Linked DNA regions of Homo sapiens: region 2 is linked to region 1. The links are chromatin contacts, found by Hi-C or POLR2A ChIA-PET in ENCODE. All regions are on one chromosome and are shown on one strand. The core of a region is the stretch at or near the end of the contact, and the rest is flanking DNA. Distances in the headings are between cores, read along the strand shown.

What was found. A loop is a pair of places that touch in the nucleus more often than their neighbours do. ChIA-PET counts read pairs that join two places held with the same protein, here RNA polymerase II (POLR2A). Pooled maps may share reads with other maps.
Region 2: a loop to region 1 is called in a pooled map, with 2.0 times the contacts of the local background. The contact joins two enhancer-like sites. A Hi-C loop is called at or near these places in 8 of 168 maps with a recorded cell type or tissue (CD4-positive, alpha-beta T cell, CD8-positive, alpha-beta T cell, adrenal gland and 4 more), 2 of 37 single-sample maps with no recorded cell type and 16 of 50 pooled maps. POLR2A ChIA-PET finds 5 or more read pairs at or near these places in 3 of 52 experiments (CD4-positive, alpha-beta memory T cell, HEK293T and activated naive CD8-positive, alpha-beta T cell).

Annotation. Positions count from the first base shown.
Region 1 is chr1:42,037,624-42,043,457 of GRCh38, reverse strand. It overlaps the pseudogene HNRNPFP1. Among named protein-coding and RNA genes, the nearest start is that of GUCA2B, 110 kb to the left of the region's middle. Within about 2 kb of position 3,142, at least 2 of the 41 ENCODE cell types and tissues checked have a DNase peak (open chromatin) inside an H3K27ac peak, as active enhancers do.
Region 2 is chr1:41,934,086-41,939,919 of GRCh38, reverse strand. It overlaps a transcript of HIVEP3 not described here. Among named protein-coding and RNA genes, the nearest start is that of HIVEP3, 18 kb to the right of the region's middle. Within about 2 kb of position 3,644, at least 2 of the 41 ENCODE cell types and tissues checked have a DNase peak (open chromatin) inside an H3K27ac peak, as active enhancers do.

The DNA.
Region 1 (5,834 bases), core at 1,893-4,392:
TGTTGCTACAGATAAACTAATCTGTGCTTTGGAGTTGCCTGACTAATATATCACCACTTTCAACTGATTGAAGGTGGTCAGGGCTGGGAATGCAGACATGAGGGCATGCAGCCAAGCGAAATATATAATCCAGGCGTCAGATCTGGGGAGGGAGAAAAGGCAGAGGAGAGTGATCTGGGAAGACTCATGTCAAAGAGTTTGGGTAGAAGAGGTCAGAACCTGAACAAGGAGTCCAAGGCCAACAAGGGGCATCAGCAAGAATAGTGTCTGTGACTGAATCCAAAGTCTTCTAAAGTAGGGCCACTTTATAAGGTTCCTTTCCAGATTACTCTCCCTCACCCCCAACTATTCTCAGAGTAGAGGAATAAGTGGCTGAAGTATAGGGGGCTAGCAGGGGAGGTAGAGATCAGGGTAACTCCTAGTACAGGACAAAGATGAAGGATTTCTGTTTGCATTTCTAGTCTTAGCTTTCTTTTGTTGGGTTAAACTGGGCAGTCCTACTTTCCTTAGTGCTTAATGGTATAAGACAATACATTTAAATTTTCATGAGTGTATTTACCCTTCAGAAAGACTCATAGGATGTGAGAACTGGCAGAATTATTTTTTAAAAATATTTTTATTAGACTTTTATTTAGCCTCATTATTAGAATATAAGGGAGATCATAGATTTAATGTATGAAACTATTTTTAAATTCACACTTAAATACATTACAATTAAAATGAATTATCTTGAACCACCCAGTCATTTCGCTATCTTTTGCTGAGTAGATAATCTGTGCCAGTCATTGTGAAAAAGTCTTCATTTTAAGAAAAAAATTTAGTTAACAAAAAATTTAACAAGTTTCACTTGGCAGAATACACCCAAAAGGAAATCACAGTACAAAGAAAGTTTTAAGTTAAGGCCTCACCAATTCCTCCAGTATTAGTATTGTGTCTCAATTTTCAAAACTCACTTTTAAAAAGCTTCAACTTAACCTAAAGGATCTTAAATGAAAATATAAATTAGAATGAACAAACATGAGAAACATTTCTTTGAATCAGGGAGCTGATGCCTTTGAGTTTACCAAAAAAGCACATCTCCCCAGTGTGTTCACTGTGATGTGGTGTAATAGGTCCACATGTAACATACTTAAACTTGGATAACTTCTCTGTGAAGTATACTAACAAAATGTTAATTGAGAAAAGCTGAAAATAGTTTTAGTTTACTCAATATCACATGGTAGAAGAAAATTTTGCATGAGAAAACACTGAAGAGGCATATATATATATATATATATATATATTTTTTTTTTTTTTTTTTGAGACAGGGTCTTACTCTGTTGCCCAGGCTGGTGTGCAGTGGTGCATCTTGGCTCACTGCAACCTCCGCCTCCTGGGTTCAAGTGATTCTTGTGCCTCAGCCTCCCGAGTAGCTGGGATAACAGGCGCCTGCCACCTTACCCGGCTAATTTTTGTATTTTTAGTAGAGAAGGGGTTTCACCATGCTGGCCAGGCTGGTTGTGAACTCCTGGCCTCAAGTGATCCACCCACCTAGGCCTCCCGAAGTGCTGGGATTACAGGCTGAGCCACTGCGCCTGGCCTAAAGAGGTAATTTTTAAATCCAGATTTCACAAACTCTTTGTGCAAAATGGGTCCCACAGCTTCCTTCATTATAACTGCTCTTCACTGCTTGTTAGCGGCCTGTGAAAATTTGATTGAATTAATTCAAACGTTGCTAACAAAACGAGTCCTATTCACCCATGCTGTTCTGCCCGCTGTGGCCAGACCCATCACAGCCGCTCACTGACTGGCTCTTCAGGTCACTGTAGGTGGTCAAGCCCATGCCTCGCATCCCGACTGCTGTACGCCCCATTGCTAGCCCCTGTTGTCAAATTCAGGAATAGTTCTATGTATCTGTGCCACATGCTGACCCTGTCTCTGGAGGTAGCTGCCACTGCTTCTTCCCGAGTAGCAAACTCAACATCTGCTTTGCCGGTCACTCTTCCATCTGGGCCCATCTCAATGTGGACTCTCACCAGGTTGGAAGGAGAGAAGAGGTTGTAAATGTCGCTCTTGGTCGCTTTGCATGGCAGCCCCTCATGCAGAGGCAGTGGCCGGTGGTGCTATGCCCTGTGAACTCACTGTCGCCATATTTGTGGTCATACATTCCGGAGAGACAGTAGCTGAGGTTCCCCCACACCCCCCACCAAGCAGCTCCGTGGTGCAGAGGCCGCTATGCTCCTCGTGGCCCCGCATCCTGCGCCTGCCTGCTTCACGATGCCAGGGTAGCTCCCGGAAGCCCGGGCCAGTCACAGGGGTCCGGGGCAGCACGGATATGAGTCTCAGGGGGACCTGAGTCCGACCTAACTTCCTCCTGGCTGCTCTTGAACACCTCCATGTCTCTGTGCCCTGTCCTCTCCTTGGGCTTTCCGAGAGCCTCTCAGCTAACTCCTGCGAGGCCAACTCTTGGGATTTCCAACACTGAGAAGAACTGAATGATTTCTTCTTTGTGCATCCAGATGAGAGTCCTCAAAGTTCGAGCGCGAAGCCGTAGTTGGCGCTGCCCGCACTGTTGGGACCGCCGTGCTTCCTTCAACACCCAACTCACCTCGGTTCTGTGGGACTTGAACACCGCAATGCGCCAGTGTCCCATGCTTTCCCGGTCTTTTTCCAGGGCCATTTTTACGTCCTCTTCTGATCCAAGTTCAGCAAAAGCCTCACCACTCTGCCTACCCCTCTCCGGTGTAGATGGAACTCGCCTGAGCCCAATGGGGCATGGTGCAGTTGGAGAGGACGTCCTGCGCATCCTCGACAGATCAGGGCCAGGGCGGGCCATGGAGCCTGACCACAAAGCCCTCCCCTCCCTCAGGGCCCAGCAGCATGGACTCTTGATGGGGTGGGTGTCAGGTGAGTGGGGTGTGGCTTTTTTGTGGCACAGAGTCGGGCAGAACTGGTTTCTGTTGCTATCAAGCAAGCATGGCTGGCAGCCAAGGGTCCCCAAATTCCACTGAAGCGCGACCACGCAGAGGGCTCCGGGGAATGTCCAGGTGCTTCTTTTTGTTCTCAACCTGCATCAGAAGTCCACCTGGCCTGGGGCGAATGCCTTCCGTGAGGTCTGAAGGCCCCGGCCTGATATGCGCGTGTTTGGCTGGAAGCAGCGAATCCAGGCCCTGGGACCAGGTGACGGTGTTCCCACGGCCTCCTCCTGGCACTCCAGCAGCCTCCTTAGATGTTATCCGTATTACTTTTATCTATGAAAAATGGAGGCCCAGAGAGATTGTTACTGTTAGAACTGTTTATGTTATAGACAGAAAACTAAATTCCAACAACAAAGGGAATTGATTGGTTCACATAACTGAAGCGTATAGAGGTCTATCAGCTTCAGGTGTTGTTTGATCCAGTTGTTCACTGCCCAGCAGTATAACCAACGTTCTGCTTCTTTTCCCATTCTGCTTTCCTCAGTATTCCTTCACTGCCTGGCAATCTCATCTCTATCCAAGTGGTCACATTATCATGGATTTATCATCAATCTATCATTGGTAGGATCTACTACAGGCAGAGGAATCTTTTCTTTGCCAGAAGCCGTTTGCAAGTGTGTTTCAAATCCCTTTGCTCTGATTGGGTTTCATGACTGCCTTTAAACTAACTTCTGTAGCCAGGTGGATGGGATAGAAACAATGGCTTTAAGACAATCAGGCCCAACTCCTGGAGTCTGGGGTCAGGTGAACAACCTTAATACCATATAGGTTAGAATGGAGAAAAAGTGGTTTCCCAAATTTTTTGGGGGGTGGGGGTTCCAATGGTGGGAGAATAAAGAAATGGATACTGGGAAGGCTGACAGCAGGTGTCCAAGGGCAATGACTTATCCAAGGTCAAGCTGCTGGTCATGGATAAGCTGTGACTGAAATCCAGCTCTCCTCACTCAACGTTTGCAGATGGATGGTTATATAATTCCACTTAAGGTACGTGTTTCACAATAGCCATCCAAACAGAACCATGGATTTGCTTGCTTACATTCTGTTTATTCTTCAAATATGTACAAAAATATGTACAAAAACACACTTTGTCATTTAGTCACAGTGATGAAGACAATTGTCTGAGTTAATTAATTTTGAATCTCATTAAAGCATGAAGGCTTTCAGGAGAAATTCAGATTTTAGAGAATGAGAGCTATCATTTAAATAAGTGTCCGCCAGTCTTACCAGGGTCTTGGCAGTGTTCTGGAATGTATTTCAGAACAGGAATAAATTTTTTTGATAGCCTATATGAGATGCCTCCAGCCTGGATTTTCATCTCTCTGGTCAAAAGATTTGTTAATGTCCTGTATTGGGATCCTTTCTCTTACTCACGAATTATGGAGGCAGAGAAACAGAAAAGAAGGCATAGCCCTCCAGGAACTCCATGTTTGGTGGGAGAGGCAGATAACAAAGCAGGTAGGTGAAATACCATGACAGTGAGTGGGTGGGAAACTCAGGTGCCTTGAGAACACAGAGGAAGGCAGAATGTTGGGATCAGGGAAGAGCCAGGGAAGGCTTTCTCAAGTGGGCTGGATGGGAGCAGGGAGGGCTTCTACAGAGGGGACTCATGAGTATTGAGGCATGAAACCTCATAGGTTATGTGAAACCTCAAATAATTCAGAAGGGCAGAGATGTAAGGGCAAGGTAAGGAGTAGGGCGAGAAGGTGCAGATAGGCAGCCTGGAACAGAGTAATGGAGGGTCTTGGGGCTTGTATTACGGAGCTTGGTGTCTTTCCCGTAGGTGATGGAATGCCTCTAATGAGTTTTCAGTAAAGACCTGGTTTGCTTCTCAGACACATTTCGATATCAGATTCTTTGGTTGAAGATAATTCTAATTAAGTTCCTACAGGGGAGCGCATTGGAGAGATATGGGATCCTTCAGAAAACCCAATAAAAATTTGAAGAACCCAGGCTCTGAAGGAATTTCCCAGGGACTACATAGCAGGAATCAACTGCAAGTCCCCTTGGTCAGGAAGTATCAGGGCCAACTGCCTCCAGCGTTATTCCACCTAGGATTCAAATTCCAAATGAAAGATGTCATAGTGCTCCAGCTTGGGGGCACACCAGGCCTGGGCCAGGTAAAGTCATCATCTTCACTGGCAGTCTCCCCAAGCCCATATCTCTTGGAGTGAGTTCCTGAAGGAAAATCAGTGTGATGTGACCCTAAGAAAGAGCTAACGCTTGCTGAAGTAATGGGTGTCCACTTCAACAGCTGTGTGGAAACTAGATCTGAAGGGCACTAAAGACGAAGGGAATTAAAAGTCAAAAGACAGTGGAGATATGGACTAGGGCTGTGGTAGTATTGTGGGATTTATGAATATTTATGAGATAAAAATCGGTGATTGACTTTAGGAGAAGGAAGACGACAGAATCAAGGATGATTCCCAGGTCCTAGAATGTGGTAGTAGATATTATTACTGGAGAGAAGATAGAGGATGGGGAAGGGGAGATGACAAATAGCTTATGACATGCCAAGTTTAAGAACTCTGTGGGACATCAGGTGGAGGCTAGAATTTGAAGCATAGTAACTGAACTGAACTCATAGGCATGGACGACATAACCTAGGAAGGATTCTGGAAGAAGCCACAGAAGAGATCAAAATAAGTTTTGATCTTTGAAGAGATTAAAATAGATTTGCCAAGAAAATAAGATCAAATGACAAAGAACGGAAGGAGGAGGAGAACCAGGAATGTGCAGGGTCATAGAAAGCCACAGGATAAAATTTCAAGGAGAGAGCAGATTTGAGCTCTGGTGCAGGTAGAAGCCACATTCTAGGGAGCTAATGTATAAGTGGGAGTAAAAACGTGTGGGCTACCCTTGCAAGAATCTTGGATGAGA
Region 2 (5,834 bases), core at 2,395-4,894, 100 kb after region 1:
GGAAATAAAAAATAAAGAAAAAGAAAAAAAGAAAAATGGGAAATAAAAACAATGATTTGGAGAGGGAAGACATATATTTAGCTTAATAACCTTAATAACTCAGGCAAGTACTGAGTCTTGGTTTTCTTAGGTCTGAAACAAGAAGATTGGATTTAGTTATCTCTAAGTTCTTTTCCAGCTATAAAATCTTTGTATTTATGTAATAAATAAAGGGCTGCTAGTTCTATGATCCTGATGTTTACTTTTTCAATGCATGTTTGATTCTGTTCAGAGAAAATACCTGGTAAGCCCTAATGGAAACCATCTGTTAGAAAAAGAAGGAGACAGAATCGTGGAGCTCTGTTGACTTCCCTCGTCTTACCAGCAAAGAGAAGAGGTGTAGTAATTCTTAAAAAGGAAGAAAGAAGAGAGATCAAAGTGGGAGAAGGAAAAATAAAAAGAAAAAGGACTAAGCACTTTCTTCTTTCCTCTGAGAGACTGCGGTGGCTCTCCCACCTTTCCGGAGACTCGTCAGCACCTGCCTGGTGGACAGCACCACATCTTTAAATTCTAAGGTTCTAACCCCTTTATTCCCAAATTCTGGAGTTCACTAACAAAGTGGTTTTCATTCTTTAAAAAATGAAATGAAACCAAAGAGGGACACACAGAGGGCTTCCAAAATAAAATGCTAGATCTTAAATTGGGTGCTTGGTTTATGAATTATTTTGTATTGATCAACTTTCCATTATAAAATAAATGAATTAAAAATATATATCACAATAAAACAAAAAGAAGAGCCATTCTCATTTAAAGAGAGGCCTTATCTCCAGAGAAATAATTAGAGGCTATCATCTATCAATCCTAAAGGGTTTTAGTAAAAACCGTTACTGCTGCCTCCGAGGTATAAGGTAAGCTGAGGTAAGCAAGCAGGGTAGTGGCAAAGATCATGTGTGAGAACAAGAATGTGAAGAGGAAAATAGAAGGGATCTAGATATTCGATGAAGTCCAGAAAGGCTGGCTTTGATATGAACAGCAGCATTTCAATCAGCCTCATGAGAAGCTCCACAATGCAGAAGTCAAAGAATGTGATCTTGCCTTTGAGCAGAGTCTGATGAAAATTCCTAGAGTAGGACTCAGATTCCCCCATAGTTTTGTATTTAGGTTATGAGAATGAGACTAAGAACCAGATTGTCACTAACAGAAAGCAAAATCTCAGCATAATTTTCATTGTGTGGAGTTCAGAAATGCATTTGAACTGCAGGCTTCATCATTTGTATCTCTGACCATTTGCTTTTATGCCTGGAGGAAGGTCCAGGCAGCCACTAACTGCTCAAATCCTTCCATTCTGGACTTGCTCTTCCTCTGTCAGTTCTCATCCTTACTTTCTTTTTGAGTGTTCTAGATGGCATTAATCAACATTCATCAGTGGTTTGGTTACACTGAATTATCTTAGTTCCCTTCCCCCATTACTTCATCTTCCCCTGACCTTCCTCCTTCTCCTGGACTCATTAACACTCATTCCTGGCATTCAGTAGATGTTGATTGAGCATTTACTATGTGTTAGTTACTGTTCCAGGTGCTGGGGACAAATGGGTGAACCACATATACATGGCTTCTGCATTGATGCACGGTATGGTATGGTGGGGAAGGAGAAGGTAGATGTTAAACAGCCTTCTACAGAGGTTAATACATATTTTGGTCCATGCCATATAGGGGAGATGTGGTGCTATGAGAGACAATATCAGGGGTGACCTACTCAAAATAGAGTGGTCAGGAAACTCAGCTCTGAGGAGATGGCATTTAAATTGCGTCCTGAGTAATGAGAGGGAACCAGGCAAGTGAAAGAGAGGAAAGCGTGTTCCATGCAGAAAGTAAAGTATGTGCAAAGGCCAGGAGAAGAAGACTTTGGCACTGGAAGACCTTAAAGAAAGCTGGTGACACACCCCAGACACATACAGTGGTGTTAACAGATAAAAACAATGGTTGATTTGTCCACATATAGAATACTTTGTGCAGATCTGGGCACACTACTCTTAAGGTGCTGGCATGAACAAGTGCTCATGATTGGTTGTTCAGTCTTGAATGTATGGCATGACTCTACATATACAATGCACCAGTTAGGATTCTCAGTTGCAAGTGCTAGAATGTCCAATCAGAACTTTCTTAAGCAAAATAGATATTATTAGTTGACATATCTGAAAAGTCCATGACCAGGGATACCCTCAGGCCTGGCTGTACCAATGGTTCAATGTTTTAGACTGGCATTGTCCACTAGAGAGAAAATATGAGCCATATGCATCATCACTTCAACATGTAATCAAAATAAAAATTATTGGTGAGATATTTTACATTCCTTTTTCCTTCTGAGTCTTTGAGATGCAGTGTGCCTTTTGTACTTACATCACATTTCTGTACTGGTCACATTTCAAGTGTTCAATAGCTACATATGGCTAGTGGCTACCATTTTGGATAGTGCAGGTCAAGGCCTTCGATCCTCTCAGTTTCAATTTGATAAGTACCTAGATTGTCTTCCTAGAAGTCTGAGCAAAAGTTTCTTTGTGTCTCACTGGCTCTAAAAGAGTCCTGTGACCACCTTGAACCAACATCATGACCAGGAAGAAAGTGTTGTGCCCAGCAGTTTAGAACCAAATTGCATGCTGTACCCCAGGACTGCAGGAGAGGGGTAGGCTCCATGTGAACTCTGTGTATAGAATATATATTTATTATTTTTGGCCACCCAGTATCCATTTGTCTGACTTTGGATAATAATGTTGGGGGATCAGTTCTCCCCACATAAAGAGGACTGGAAAGAAGACTGTTAATGGAGGTTATCTCTGGAAAGAATGATTCCAGGTATTATAAATGGTACCACTTTTATTTTCTGTTTTATAAATTTCAGTTTTTAGTTTATTGCTACTAGCATGCACTGTTTTATTTTTATTTATGATTTTAATGAAGAATATAAACATAGCTTTCTTTGTTGTAAAAAGGTTAGGACCAAATAGGGAGAATGATCTAATACTGGGGTGACCAAATGGTTTTCCTAGGACAGCCCTGGCTTATACCAGTGATTATAGTGTAATTATTAATAGAAATCCCTTTACCTCCAGTGTGTCCCATCATAAGAGCATATGGTCATCCAGTATAATAATACTTTAAAACCATCATGGGTACTGATATGGTTAATTCAGACTCCACAAATACCTTGAGATAACAGAATGATTTGATAGATATACCTTGAACCCCAATAAAAGACAGAGTAGTCACACTTTGTATTTGTGCATCATCAGGAAATGAGGCATTCCAAGAGTTAATTTTTCTAACTGAAGCTTGCCCTCTAAGCATCAAAATGTTTTAACATTTAACTACTTTTGATGGAAATATTACTCTGTGATATTTTATATTTTCCCACCTTCTTAAGTGGAGTAGACCAAACATAATGGAACTACTTCTTGTTGACACAAGTTATTGCAGAGCTTTCCACCTGGTGGACAAAAGCTCAGTGGTGTGTTGTGAATGGATTACAGGTGTGTGGAAATATGATCCCTCCATCTCCACCTCTCAGGGAAGCCAGGCCGGGCTTGAGGGGTGACAGAAGCCCCTGGATCAGTTGCCTCTTGCTGAGTCATCTGAATAGATTCATTTTCTGTGTGCATCTTGACTCGCACATGAGTCATCTGAATAGATTGATTTTCTGTGTGCATCTTGACTTGCAATAGGTTGGGAAGCATTAGTTACTGCTTTGTATTATAGTTCAGAGATTCTGGCAGGTGACCCTCCATCTTGGGGTTACAGAGGGTGATTTACATTTACCCTTGAACTGAATTTCCCTGAATTGACTACTTCTCCTTGTTCTTTGTAGCACTCTTCCTTTTTACTTGCAGGCAATTGCCATTGCTTGTTACTGTCTTTCCTATGTAGTCTGCTATCTTATTTTACACAGGTTTGTTTAGGTTAGGTGAAATATACTTGAGTATAGCTCGACTCCCCTAACTGAAGATTTAGTGGTAGCTGTTCACATTGTTGTCTTTGAAACTCATTGCTGTGCTGTTGCTATGCTCCAGGTATCTAAGATGATCTTAGAATATCACATTATGTTTCCTCATTAGAGATGGTAGAAATCTTATAGAGGGCTCTTTATTCTTAGAGTTAGTTGTAGTTTATTTTATATATATTATATATATAAAATATATATAATATATAATATAAATATATATATAATTTCAAGAAGACTAAATTGCTAGATAATACAGGATTACAGGAAAGAAAAGAATATTTTACACAAACACACATATTTACATACATATATATGTATACAGAGAGAGAGTGAGAGAGACATTTAAAAAACATGGAGGACAGTTATGCCCTCTTTGCAAACCAATCTCAGAAAGGTCAGTTGTCATGTTCACTCAACAAATAGTCCCTTGTTGCCATTCTGAAACTGAATGCCCTTGTGGCTGGACAACTGGACTCAGCTAATAAGGCATTTCTGATGCTTTTGTGTTCTTATGCAAGGATGGACCTTTTCCAGCATTGTAAATGACAGCAGGAAATACTCAATGGGCCACAGGAAATAATTAACATCATCTGGGATAGTCTGACTCAGAAGTTAAAAGTAAGGACTTTAAAATCTGACCTGGGAATTAATTCTAGTTCTAACATATGTTAATTCTGTGGATTTGACGAGTTTCTTAGTCCCTCTGAGTCCCACTTCTCTCACTGAGTTGTTGTGAAGGTGAAATGAGAACATGTTTGCTATTAGCTAAGCATAGTCTTTGGCTAGTAGTGAGTGGTCACTAAATTGTAGTTGTTTCATTATCATTTTTAATAATAATAATATATGGAGTAGTTAATGATTAATGACAAGACTTACCTTTGGGGAAACTAGAATAAATAATAAAACATAAGTATAATGTTTTTGTCATTAGCCTAATTTTGAGTAATTAGTTGCCTGTCATATTTCTCACTAAATGGTGACATGTATGAACAATTCTGAAATTAAGTGGACTAGAAAGCCTCTAGAGTTATTTTATTCTTCACCATCCATGGTGTTTACTATGTGGCATCATATTCTTTGCCAGGCAATTGCAGGCTGGTAGATGCTTTCAACAAGACAGTTGTCCTGAATTATAACTGACTGATAGTTTATACAGATTCTGCCCTCCACTTTTTGAAAAATTGGTACATTATTTGTACTTTACTTAACTCCTATAGGATTTTCCCCGTATATCTTACATTTCTCAAAAACAACAGATAGAGGTGTTTTTGGAACATCTGTCATTCCTAAAGCTCTTTAAGCAAGTTTCCAAGAGAATAGTGATTACCCTGACCAACTGCTGTACCTTCTTCTGTTTGCTGTTGCAAAAGATGCAAAAGTACCTATAAGAAGGTAGACTTCTAGTTTCTTCTCAAAGATGTAGACAGCTGGGAAGGATTGTTCCTAAACTTATGGTGAAAAAAAATCTTTACGAATAGAAAGTTCACAACTTTTCTTGAGCTCACTGGAGTCCTAAGGTTGCTGGGTACCCAGTAGGCCCAAAATCGAGGAAGAGATAGGTATCTTCAGGGAGAAATGAGATATGAGCTCTGACTTACCTAAGCAAGAAACATACCTATATGAATTCAGCTAAGGTGGTTGTTGAATATGCAGAATCTGGCTTAATGAACTCTAGTAGAAGCGGGCAAAGCCCTAGGGATAATAAATAAAAGGAGATCACACTTTCTTTCTTAGACTCATTTCTCCATGAACCCCATCACAGGTTCACAAAAATGGTTGGGAGAGTCTACAGAAAATCTCCCTTGTAGTGAATTGCTGGAGGAGAGGAAAAGAAACTGCTGTGAGAGGGGTGAGAAAT